Linked DNA regions of Homo sapiens: region 1 is linked to region 2. A link is an interaction called in ENCODE POLR2A ChIA-PET data of the cell type or tissue named here. Cell type or tissue: K562. All regions are shown on one strand. Links, peaks and the distances in the headings refer to the core of each region. The heading gives the core; the rest is flanking DNA.

What was found. Peaks named below come from ENCODE experiments on the same cell type or tissue, not always from the same donor. Only the 100,000 strongest peaks of a DNase experiment are listed, where the experiment ranks them.
Region 1: POLR2A ChIA-PET joins it to region 2 with 5 read pairs; 2 of 35 experiments call an interaction of 5 or more read pairs at or near these places.

Annotation. Positions count from the first base shown.
Region 1 is chr11:44,136,880-44,141,879 of GRCh38, reverse strand. All of the region lies in intron 7 of EXT2 (exostosin glycosyltransferase 2), which reads right to left. Among named protein-coding and RNA genes, the nearest start is that of EXT2, 44 kb to the right of the region's middle. In K562, for the core only: no CTCF peak of the experiment used is centred there; a DNase peak (open chromatin) is centred at 2,039.
Region 2 is chr11:44,701,079-44,709,030 of GRCh38, reverse strand. It overlaps LINC02704 (long intergenic non-protein coding RNA 2704), which reads left to right and starts at 7,672. Exons shown (of 3, transcript XR_931234.3): 1 at 7,672-7,774. RefSeq lists an enhancer at 1-680. In K562, for the core only: no CTCF peak of the experiment used is centred there; no DNase peak of the experiment used is centred there; H3K27me3 peaks cover 548 bases.

The sequences.
Region 1 (5,000 bases), core at 1-5,000, 570 kb after region 2:
CAGAAATATTTGTCAAATAGTCCCACCCTGTGGGAAACCAGCCCCAAGTAATCAGAGATTTCTTACATAGGCTGCAAATTAACATTTAACACTTTTATTAGGGAGGCTATTTCCTAAAGCAATATCCCATATTGGGGATTCATGACAAGGGATTAAACCGATGGTTAACTTTAGAGACTATTCTCCAACAAATGCCCAAGGAGGAAAGTGTGACCATTTTACCCGCCACCTTCAAAAGGCTATGTAATGAAGATTGTTCATGATCATAAATTTACTGACAACTTTCAACATACTTAAAAGTTGTTTAGTTTGTTAAGAGTATAGTATAAGCAATAACACCCAGTTCACTGTCCTAAATTAAACTTAACTAATTAGATGATATCAACTTAGTCATCAGAAAAGTATGGAAAAGTGATTCTACCACTTTGGAGTTTGGGGCATTTTGCTTTGTTTTGCTGCTCATTTGGTTTTTGTACAATTACAGTTGGTCCCTTGTATTTGCGGTTCTGTATCTGTGGTTCCACATCCATGGATTCAACCAATCACAGATCAAAAATATTCGGAAAAAAAACTGTGCCTGTACTGAACATACATAAAATTTTCTTCCTTTCACTTATTCCCTAAACAATACAGTATAATAACTATCTGCACAGCATTTACATTGTATTAGGAAGTATAATTAATCTAGGGGTAATTTAAAGTATAAGGGAGGATATACATAGGTCATATGCAAATACTATGCCATTTTGTAGCAGAGACTTGAGCATCCTTGAGTTCTGGTATCTGCAGGAGGTCCTGGAACCAATCCCCCACAGATACTGAGGGATGACTGTACTCTTCCCCACAACAGCTACACGAGTAATAAAATGAATCAGTATATTTTATTATTTGTTCAATGACAATCCAAGATCAACAGCTATATATGTTTGACTAACTTACTATAAAAATTCTTGCTTTTGCCTCAACCTCAAGTTAAATGACTATTTTAAATGGAACACACTTGCAAAACTGCTCATGTCCACTTGAAAAAGGAAAAATAACATGTTTGTGCCAAAAAGCTGTATACAGAGTAGTTAGAAATATATATGCCCATTGGATTTTGCTTATCACTACTAACCTCTTCCTAAAAGCTTTAGTTAGAAGAAGAGCAGGAAGATATAAAGTACATTCTAAGGGCTTATTCTACCCATCCATCCCCCTTTGGAAGTCAAAGTTGGAAGGTTTAAAGGAGAAGGAGAGTAAGGATGCTCTTTTTAAAATGCCTGGAAAAACATTCTGGGCAGGAGATGCCAAAGATTTTGAAGCTCCCATCAAACCACTGGCCTTGATCCAGGTAATGGTTTTTCCTTCCCCTCAGCTGTCTGCTGCAGTTTTCCAGCAAAGAAAGAAAGAAAAGTGGTAGGATAGAGGCAGGAGCAGCCTCTAGTCTACTTCTCTATAACAGAGAGGGTAAAAAGGGCCAAGCATCGCAGGCTGACATTTATGGAGGGCCTGGTGTTTCCATGAAACTCTCTGGGAGGATTATTGAGGGTTAACAGTCTGTTCTAAAAGGGTCAGCAAAGCAGACTGATGAAAGTCCCTTTAAATTCGATAACAGTGATGCTGCGGAGGCAGAGACAGCAGGCTGGAGCTGGCAAAGACACGCAAGCAGAGGTCCAGCCAGTCAGACTGCCTTTAGGAAAAAATTCATTGCAAACCTGGCCACCCTAACCCTTCAAGTTGCCCAACTCACTTGCTGAAGCGTGAAAGCACAAACTGCCAGTGGAATGGCATTTCTAATCTTGGGATAAAAATAAAAGCCCTTGGAAAACCCTCTTTTGCCTAACCCTTCCTGCCCTGCCCCTACCAGTGGCCAACGGCGAGGTTCCGGACCTGCAAAGGTTAATTATCTTGCTAGTCTTTCACCTCTGCACCACTGCCCCACCACCCAATCCCTTCTGCCTGGCATTTTTCTTCAATTTTAATATCAGAAGTTTCACACGCCTGCCTGAGCTCCTGGACTCAGCAGAAAGGCCCATATAGCTGTCAGCAAACTGATAAGGACTTTAAAATGACTCCACAGGGCCTCTTTATAAAGAAGAGCCAAAGAAGCCCATAAAGAAAAGGGCAGGGGCCACGGAAACCAGCCGCTCACACTGTTTTAACGTGGCATTAAAATGAGCTGCAGATTTATGGGAGTGCTTTAGCCCCTGGCCCAAATCATGTGGGAGATGAAGCTCGTCTCCCCTTTCCAGCGGGATTTCCAATAGGGGATGGAGCTGGCTAGAAAGAAATGGGGGAAGGGAGGCAGAGGCAGCAAAATGGGGAGAAGAGGAAAAGTGAAGAGGCAGAGGGCACCATGAAAATCAGATATCAGAACTCATTCTCCTTTCTGCAGGATGTGAACAGCTATTTCTAAAAGGTATGTGACCAGTCCTCCTAAATTCACATAAAAATGTCCTTTATTTTTAGCTTATACTTACTAGACTGTAGCTCCTCAGCTGTTTACCACTCAAACATCTATTCTGATTCTAACTTTCCTCTACAAGTTTTTTTAATTAAAAAAATGGATAAAATTATGATCAGGCAAAGAAAAGATTAGAAGGGGGAAAAGGCTCAGTACCATTTTTTTTTCCATTGGAAAGGGGAAAGAAAGCAATAATACTTTATCCAAATGTGCCAATGAATTAAAAAAAAAAAAAGGTCAGCTAAAGAGTCACTGATTTTTATCTCCCTACAAGTCATTCTGATCCTCACACACACACGCAAAAAAAAAAAAAGGAGAGAGAGAGAAGTAAGCCTCTTCCATGCCAAGATGTAAAATGTACACCAGAACCCACAGGAATAAATTCTCTTTCGAGTTTCCAAGCCCAGAAGCAAATGCATAATACATCAGTAGTTGTAACTTACTGTGGTTCTTTAAGACCACTCTGCATTCCTTGGAGGCTCCTTCTAATACTTAAATGCTGCCCCAGGAGGAGTTGTCCCAAATGACGGCCAGCATAGAGTGGGGGGCCAGAATCTACATGCTTTGAGTCAATCATCTCATTTAATCAATACAACTACTCCATACTATTATTAGCTCCACGTTATAGGTAAGAAAACAGAAGCTACAAAACTGGTACACACCCGGCAGAGCAGGACTCAAATTCAAGTCTCTCCAACTCACAGGCCCACTGGGCTTTCCAGTACCAACTTTCCTCAAACTTTCTGGACTGGGACCCACAGTAAGAAATACACAAATACATTTTATGCAACAACTCACTACTGGAACAAAAGCTACAGGAAATATTTACCCTTACTCTGTATAAAGCTCTCTAATAGTTTCCTATTATATTTCATTAAAAAAAAAATGCCAGTCGTGACCCACTGAATTGACTTCATGATCTGCTAATGAATCATTACCTTCGGTTTGGAAAATACTGCAGTACACCATGAAAAAAAAACAAATCATCAGACTGGGAGTCAGGAGACCTAGGTTCCAGCTGCAGACTAGGCCTAACAATTCATTCTCAAGATTACTGCAACTCTAGGGCTTACTTGTCACTTGTAAAATACAAGGAAAGGGTTGAATAATTTCTAAGGTCCCTTCCAGCTCTTTGATTTCTTTCCTAAATCTCTTCAATTATGTTCACTGCTTTCTCCTTGCCTCACAAATCTTTTCATTACCTTCCGCTTGTTAGTTACCGTCCTTCCCTTCAGTTCTCAACCAAGTTCTCTGTTGCTGGTATTCAAAGCTCTCCCCTGCCTCCCGTGCCTGTGCCACCAGATGCTCCTCTTACCTACTAGTCTCTCCACAGAACCTCCTGGTGGAAGTCAGTGCCCTGATGTTCACCCTCTCTATCTGAGGCTACCCAGTTGTGAAGATTCCTTTCACCTTCTGATCCACTCTGATCTTGAGGTCATTCCTGGCTCTCCTTAGCATAACTGAGTACACAGCACTCCTGGCCTTATAATTTATGTATTACTGAAAGTTCTCTTTCCAGCAACCTGAGGGCCTTTCTTAAAGACAGGATCTGTGCCCACCCTTTTTAAAATCTCCCTCAACATGCCAGTACAATACTAGGAACAAAGCAAGTCCTTAATCCATATTTATTTAACTGATTGCATTATGAAATTAAGGACCCTAATTCTCCTAAATTTAAAGAATGCTTAGGTGAGCTACTCTTAGAAAAGTCACCAAACCAATTAAAACTGGTATCACAATAAGATGAGTGACTATACTACACAGTCTAAATTCCACATACTACTCAACTGTATTTGCCTACAGACAAGACAGACCAAGGCTACCAGGGAAAGTAGCTTTATGGTCTCTCCATCTAGACTGTGAGAATTTAGATTTGCATTATGAAATTAGGGACCCTAATTCTCCTAAATTTAAAGAATGCTTTGGTGAGCTGCTCTTGGAAAAGTCACCAAACCAATTAAAACTGGCATCACAGTAAAACGGGTGACCTATACAGACTAAGATCCACATACTACTCAATTGTATTTGCCCACAGACAAGACAGACCAAGGCTGCCAGGGAAAGTAACTTTATGGTCTCTCCATCTGGACTGTGAGGATTTAGATCTCAGAAGCTATACAAAACAACTGCAAATCAGTCCAAACCTTAAAGACAGGAAAATTTATTTACAGGCCCTAGTGCATTGTAAATCTGAGACAGTTCTATTAAAATGCTTTTCTTGGCTTCCCATCATCAGATACTTGGTAAAAGTCTTTTTCCAACAAGCTTCTTAATAACAAAGTTGAAAAAAATAGTTAAACACATAAAAATGGTCTTCTTTAAGAATTCCAATTAAATGAGACCTTATTTTATGCTGCTTTAAACAACACATGTTGACCACTTTCCTTCACAATAGGGATATACATACTAGGAAAATTCAAACAGAATATAGAGTGCTACTGAAAAAAAAAAACTGTGAAATTTAAAATATCCCACAAAATGATTACACCCATTACCAAGGCTCTCCCATTGGCCAAAGAGCCTCCCTTTGTATTAGAACCATGGTTGTCTACTT
Region 2 (7,952 bases), core at 1,806-6,805:
TCCAGGTACCTGAGTACTTCCTGCCCTTTTGAAACTTCAAGTCTGGAGTCCCTCCCTTTCTGTTCTCAGCTATCTCTGTGCCCCTCTGGGCAGGAAGTCGCATCGTCTGCATGGGTTTGTTCTGAAGGTCCTGGAAGGATTCTCCCCAGCATTCCCATTCTCTAGACTGACCTTTTTCAAAAGCATGTTCTGTGCAAGGGGTGTGAATGGGATTCTTGGAAAACAGAACTCTACCAAGCAGGAAGCTGGTAGTGACTCAACGTTAAAGGGGCTTCTTTATAGCAGGACTTCTCAGAGCCTTTACTGTGGTAAGATAAACTGTGAAACCCCAAGAGGGATATCAGAGCACAGTGCTTGGCACAGCACTTCACACGTAGTGGTCTCTAAATTAACCACAGTCTTTGGTGACCAATTCGTGATTTTGATTCTCAATTGGGTTTAGCTTGGGTGGGATGAAGTGACACTTTTCTGTGTGCTTGAGAGTGGACAAAGCACAAGCTTTCCCTCTGGACAGGTCTGAGTGCAGATCACAGTTCCGCCGCTTACTGTGGAAAACTGACCTCGCCACTCTGAACCTCAGTTTCTTCTTCAGGGACAGGATACCTACCGCTCAGGAGGACTGAGTGGGTGAATGAAATGAAGTACACAGTGGTGCTGGATACACAGTAGCTAAGAGGGTGACCGTCGTCTGGAACCACAGCTCCTCTAATCACAGTCCAGCCCTCCGAGTTCAGCCAGGCTGACACAGTGAGGAGAGCGTGGGTGGGCCTGGCAGGCTGTGCAGGGAATCCCGAGGGACCCTTCTCCTGAATTCCAGTCGTGCCGGCGGGGCTCTTGGGTTTCAATACACAACATCACAGAGCTGCTCTGCTACCCGGACAAATTCCTATAATGGAAGGACTCAGAGATTCCCAAAGCCAATTTTCCACTCATGCTGCTGCTTCAGGTGGAAGGAGGCAGGGCCCCAGCTGGGGACTGGAGGACAAAACGGAAACAGGCTGATGTCACAAAGTAATAGTACAAACTAAGACCTATGACTACTCACTATGGGCCAGATACTGCTCTAGGCATTTTGCATTTTCTCATTTAATCCTCACAGCAAGCCAAAGAGGTAGGCGCTATTATCATTTCCGATGTGTAGGGGAGGAAGTTGAGGCTCACAGCCTCCCCTGGCAGCCTCCTCTGTGGTCTGCTGCCCCTGACTCTGAGCAAGCCCTGCCTCTCCCTGAGTCCATGATTGCTCCCACTAAATGTCCACCCCTTGGCCTTGGTTCCATGCTCGGAGTCCTCCTTGCTTCCCATGGCAATGTGGGAGGCCAAGTGGTTTCAGATTCCAGGGGTCTTGTCCCATCCAAAATTTCAGGGCCAAGGCAGCTTGAAACAGCCCAGAGAACTTGAACTTTGGAGTAGAAAGATGAGGCCTGAGTCTCAGAACCCCATTCATATGCTGTATAATGTGAGACAGGTCACTCCACTTCTCAGGGCCTTGGGGTATGACTAGGGACTGCCTTTGTCACTGGGGTGCCACACTGGTGTAGAGGCAGGTAACAAAAAGCCCAACTCAAAGTGGCCTAAAAAGCAACGAATTTCCATTTTCTCATATAAATAAAAGTCCAGAACTAGGGTGGGTAATTCACAGTTCAGCAGAGGCATCGAGGACCCAGGTACCTTTCATCTTTCTGTGTATCCATGTTTGCTTGCCTCATGGTGGCAAAATGGCTGCAGCAGCTCCAGGCAGAGCATACTCAAACAACAATGTTCATAGGCCTTCAAAGAGTGGGACTCTTCCCTTTGTTTTTTTTCTTTCAGACTGGGTCTCACTTTGTCACTCAGGCTGGGGTGCAGTGGTGCCATCATAGCTCACTGCAGCCTCAGTCTCCTAGGCTCAAATGCTTCTCCCACTTCCTAGCCTCCCAAGTAGCTGGGACTACAGGCATGCGCCACCATGCTGGACTGATTTTTTTAATTTTTAGTAGAAACAGGGTCTTCCTATGTTACTCAGGCTGGCCTCAAACTCCTGAGTTCAAGAAGTCCTCCTGCCTCGGCCTCCCAAAGCATAGGGATTACAGGCATGAGTCACCACATCCAACCTGCTTCTTTATAAGAGAGAGGAAAACCTCATTAGTACTGCCTTTGTACCTCATTGGCCAGATTTGCACACGCAGCCTGGCATCATGCTTGGTGTCTGAGCTTGCTAGAGCTGCTCTGACCAAGTCCCACAGCCTGGCTGGCTTAAACAACAGACATTTCCATCGTCACAGATCTGGAGGCCAGAAGTCTGAGATCAAGGTGTGAGCAGGGTTTGTTTCTTCTGCTGCCTCTCTCCTTGGCTTGTAGACAGTTGTCTCCATGCCATGCTTTCACACAGTCTTTCCTCTGTGCGGGTCCATGTCCCAGTCTCTTCTTCTAAGAACATAAGTCATATCGGATAAGGACCCATCCTAGTGGACTCATTTTAATGTATTATCTCTTTAAAGACCTTAACTCCAAATACAGTCAAATTCAGAGGTACTGGAGGTTAAGACTTCAGCATGAATTTGGGGAGGAGAGAATTCAGCCCCTCACACCTAGTAATAGCTCAATAAACATGAGCTATTAGTATTTGTGTTGGCATTTGAATTCACATTTATGTTTTTTAATTGTTGCATTCTCTGCCACTACAATGGAAATGGACTTATTTATTTATGAGATGGAATCTCACTCTGTCACCCAGGCTGGAGTGCAGTGGCACGACCTTGGCTCACTGCAATTTCCGTCTCCCGGGTTCAAGCGATTTTCCTGCCTCAGCCTCCCAAGTAGCTGGGATTACAGGCTCGCGCCACTGTGCCTGCTAATTTTTGTATTTTTAGTAGAGATGGGGTTTTGCCATGTTGGCCAGGCTGGTCTTGAACTCCTAACCTCAGGTGATCTGCCTGCCTCAGCCTCCCAAAGTGCTGGGATTACAGGTGTGAGCCACCGTGCCCGGCTGGAAATGGACATAACTGCTCTATCTAACCAAATTGTTTAAATTCAGTGGATGGCAGCCAGGACTGATGGATGGAAGGTACCAGAGCAGTTCCTTCCCTTCAGGGCCAGGCTATATCTTTGCTCTGAGCGACAGTGGGGTAGCTTCTTTTCAGTGATTCCCAAGAACCCAGAATTCCTCCTCACCTCAGTTTCTTAGAGGGAGAAGGCAAGGAGTGGAGGAAGAGGTGCAGCCAGGCTGGACTGAAGGGTCAGAGGTGCTTTTCACGGCCTTACCCTCAATGACCAAAAGCTAGCATTCATCCAATCATTCATTCAGCAAATATTTATTGAGTGCCTTGGGGTAGGCCAGCACTATTCTGGGTACTAGTGATTCGGTGGAACAAACAATGCCTCTGTCCTTGTGTTCATAATCTATTGAGGGGGACAGACAATGAAGAAACCAAAACTGATATCATATAACGTCAGCACTGTGATGAAAAGAGAAGCGGGGTAAGGGGATAGAAAATGGGAGCGGGGGCCAGGTGCAGTGACCCATGCCTGTAATCCCAGAACTTTGGGAGGCCAAGGTGAGAGGATCACTTGGGCCCAGGAGTTCCAGACCAGCCTGGGCAACATAGCAAGACTTTGTCTCTACAGAAAATATATTTTTCTTAAAAAATTAGCCAGGCATGGTGGTGCATGCACGCCTGTAGTCCCAGCTACCCAGGAGGCTGAGATGGGAGGACCTGAGCCCAGGAGGTTGAGGCTGCAGTGAGCTGTGATTGTGCCACTGCACTCCAGCCTGGGTGACAGAGTGAGACCCTGTCTCAAAGAAAAATGAAGAAAAGAAAAGAAAAAAAGAAAAAGAAAACAGGAGGGGAAAAAACAAAGGGGGAAAATAAAGAAAATGGGAGGGGGAGTGGTATTTAAACAGGGGGACCCAGGGCCCTCTAAGAGATGACACTTGAGCAGAGGCCGCAGGAAGTGAGGAGGGAGCCCCAGCTGCAGGACTGGGCTCCAGGCTGTGGGAACTACACACACAAGAGCCCCGGGAGGACAATTCACAGCCAGAAGCCAGAGTGGCTGGAAAGGAGTGAGCAAGGAGCAAAAGACTTTGGCTTTTACTTCTAGTGGGAAGGGAAACCACTGGACAGTTTTCAAAAGGAAATGTTGGGCCAGGCGCGGTGGCTCATGCCTGTAATCCCAGCACTTTGGGATGCCAAAGCAGGTGGATCACCTGAGGTCAGGAGTTTGAGACAAGCCTGACCAACATGGGGAAACACCACCTCTGCTAAAAATACAAAAATCAGCTGGGTTTGATGGCGCATACCTGTAATCCTAGCTACTCGGGACGCTGAGGCAGGATAATCGCTTGAACCCAGGAGGCAGAGGTTGCAGTGAGCTGAGATCGTGCCATTGCACTCCAGCCTGGACAACAAGAGCAAAACTTCGTTCCCCTCCCCCCTCAAAAAAAGGAAATCTCATGGTATGATTTAGGGTGGGCAGAATGGGAGGGCTCATACTTACAGGTGCTTGTAAGAATCAAGTGAGCTCATTCATAAAAAGACTTACATGAAGAGTACCTGGCACAAAGTAAGTGCTACGTGAGATTTTCTATCATTATGATTGTTATCCTCATTTTATGGAAGAAGAAACTGAGGCTTCAAGTGGTAACTAACTAGCCCAAGATCAATCACTGGTAAGGGGTGGAGCCAGTCTGTTACCAGAGCCTGGGCTCTGCATTGCTACAGATTGGAAGTCCCACAGACCCATGTCCAAATCTTGGCCCTGCCACTCATTAGCTGTGACCTTGAATGATTAACTTCTCATGGTTCTGTTTCTGCATCTATCAAATGGAGGCATGGCTGACAACCTCTAAGATGGTCCCAGTGACCCTGCCTCCTGGTGTTCATGGCCTTTTGTAATCCTCTCCACTGAGTCACTAACTTACTTCTAATCAATAGAATACAGCAATGTTGAGGATGTTACTTTGTATCTGCTTACGTTACAAAAGATTGTGAGTTCCACCTTGCTAGCAGACTCTACCACCTTCTGCTTGTGGACTTTGAAAAAGCAAGTGTGTGTGGGGGAGAGGCCCACGTGATGAAGAGTTAACAGCAGCCTCTGGCCACAGCCCAGAGATAACTGAATTCTGCCAACAACCACTGACTAAGCTGAGAAAGAGATCTTTTCCCATTCAAGCCTTCAGATGAGACCACAGCCCTTGCAGACGACTTGATTGCAGCCTTGTGAGAGACACTGAAGTAGAGGACCCTGTTAAGTCATGCCCAGGTTTCTCACCCACAGAAGTTGTGAGACAATAAATGAGTGCTGTCTTAAGCTACTAAGCTTTGGGGTGATTTGTTACACAGCAATAGATAACTAATACAGGGGTGATACTTGTGCCTGCAACTGACAGTCACTGGGGACAAACACAGTGTTTTGTGTAAAGTACGTAGCTCCATGCCTGGCCCCAAGTGAGTTCTGAATAAATGGTAGCTGTTTTAATTTTAATAATTAAGCCCTCCCAGAGGGCAGATGACAAGTCTGCTCTACCTGGACTCTGAGCCTGAACAATGCCTAGGGTTTGCTAAGATCTAGGTCCAGAAAGGCCAGGCTCAAACAGTTTGCTCTGAGGACAGGAACATCCCTGGGCCTTTCGCTTTGCTCCCCACATTCCAGGGCCTCTTAGTCATCCTGATGTCCATGTCATGGCAGATCCCATGTTTTGCACCCCAGTTTCACCCTTAGAGGGGCCCCAAAACTGGTGCTGCACCCTCCTTCCCATTTCCTGGCCACCTCTGGAAGGCCCCAGATTACCCCTCCCAGTCCAGGAGAGGAAGAGGTTGAAGGACGGGAAGAGGACACAGCCCAGCCAGAGGCTAGGAGTTGGGCTCGGCCAGGCCTCTCCTTCAAAGGCAGCCTCTCGATGTTGGAGGCATCCAGACAGCAAGCAGGCCCCAGGCACTGGCCCTGGCTACAGAGTTTCATCCTCAAAGCCAGAGCTGTCTCCTGCATAGCTGTTGGCATGGGACCCATCCCCACCCCACCTCCCCACCCCCCCACACACTGTGAGTCATCGACTCCATTAAGGCCTATGGCCATGACCATTTCTCTTGGAGATTAGCAGCCAGGCCCCCCCAACCCCTGCCTAGGGCCTGCCACTCTCTCAAAGGCAGGACACACCATAGCCAGGCACCTGGACTGTCCTCTGGCCTCCACCAGCACACACCCTGGGCATGCGATGGGGTCTCTTGGTGTCCTGCTCTCTCTCTCTGTCACATTGCCGTGTTGTCTAGCTCTCCCTCATCTCTCTGCTGTTTCTATCTCTGTTTCTTTCTCTCTCTCCCTCCCTCCCTGCCTCACCCCCACATCTCTCTTTCCCTGCCACTACTTCGATACTGCTATTACTGCATCACTCTCACTCTGCCCCCTCTCTTCAGGGAGACTTCCTCCCTACACCTCCCACTCCCTAAAGCTGCCTGTGCTTCCCTGTGTGACTCCTGAGCCTACCCCTCAGCCATCTCCACTGCCCATCTCCACTGCCATCTCCACTGCCCAAGTGCCATCTCCCCCGAGAAGCCCACTCTCAGTTCTTCCTCCTCCCTTACCCCAAACAGAATGCAGTCTCTCTCTACCTTTGGTCATATGATTTGTGGGTAGGATATCCATCCACTCCACTGCCTCATCTACTCCCATGCTAGCTCTGCCAGCCTCAAGGGCAGTGGCAAACACCAACCTGGCTCAGGTAGGTGTTCAGGAAACCTTGAAAAGGGAAAGAGAGACAGGGAAGAGAGAAGAGACACAGATAAGAAAGTAAAGATGCCAGATGAACTTATTGAGCACCTAGTGTATGCCAGGCACTGTTCTGGGTGCTGAAGAATTATCAGCTACCTCAGGTAGCAGGGGAAATGGATGTGAGTATGAAATTGTCGTTGTCATAAGTATCATAGAAAGAGAAGACCAGGGCTGTGGGAGGCCATGGGCCATGTTCCTTACACTGGATTTTGTGGGGGTGTTTGAGAAGGCTTCCCGGAGAATGTTGTTTCTAAGCTGGGACCTGAAGAATGAGTCAGGAAGGTGAAGAGGAAAGGTAGATGCAGTGGAAAGAAGGAGAAGAGGAAAGGTAGATGTGGTGGGCAGAAGGAACAGAGAATGGAAGGCTCAGAGGCAGGGAGGCAGGAGGAGTAGATGGATGGATGAGTGGGTGGGGGAACGAAGGTTTGGATGGATTCGGGGAGGACTGATCCAATGGGCAGGTGGGTCATTGCACAACCTGCTTGGCCAACTGCAGGGTCAGAGCAGCAGGCAGAGGGGAGGGTCCTGGGTCATGTCCTTGTCCTCTGTGTGGCCCTTTGATCATCTCCCAGGCAGACACTGATGACCCCTGTCCACCCCCTCAGCCACACAGCCCAGACCCTCTGGCCTCAGCCCCTTCTGATCCTCTCCTGGGGGTCCTGGAGATAGGGTTATTTGTAGATGATAACCTCCCTGCCCCACATCCCCTACCCCCCGACTCAGACACTTGCCTTTCTCTGGCCACTTCCTTCTATTCTTCTGCCCTGTGTGTGGAGGGGGAGGCAGCAGCCCTGGCTCCAGAGAAGCCTGCCCCTCCTTTCTTTCCTCCTTATCTCTCTCCTGGCCATGTTTCCTGCCCAAGGAGACAGAAATAAAAACGCAGGCCCTCCTGCAAGTGTTAGTGATTCTGGGAGCAGGGCTGTCAGGGTCTCCAGGGCAGGGGCCCCCATTCAGCCTGTTCCCATTGCCAGTGTGAGATGCCCAGATGTGGGGCACCCAGGCCTGGGATGCCCAGGCATGGAGTATCCAGGTATGTTGAATGCCCAGGCATGGGGCATCTACATGTGGGGTATCCAGGTGTAGGGGCTCCAGGTGTAGGGCTGGGGTGGAGATGATGGCGTATGGCATGGCTAAGAGCATGAGATTTGTCTGTGCCTGGCTCTGCATCCCTGGATGAGCCACAGTCTCCCTCAGTCTTGGTTTTCCCA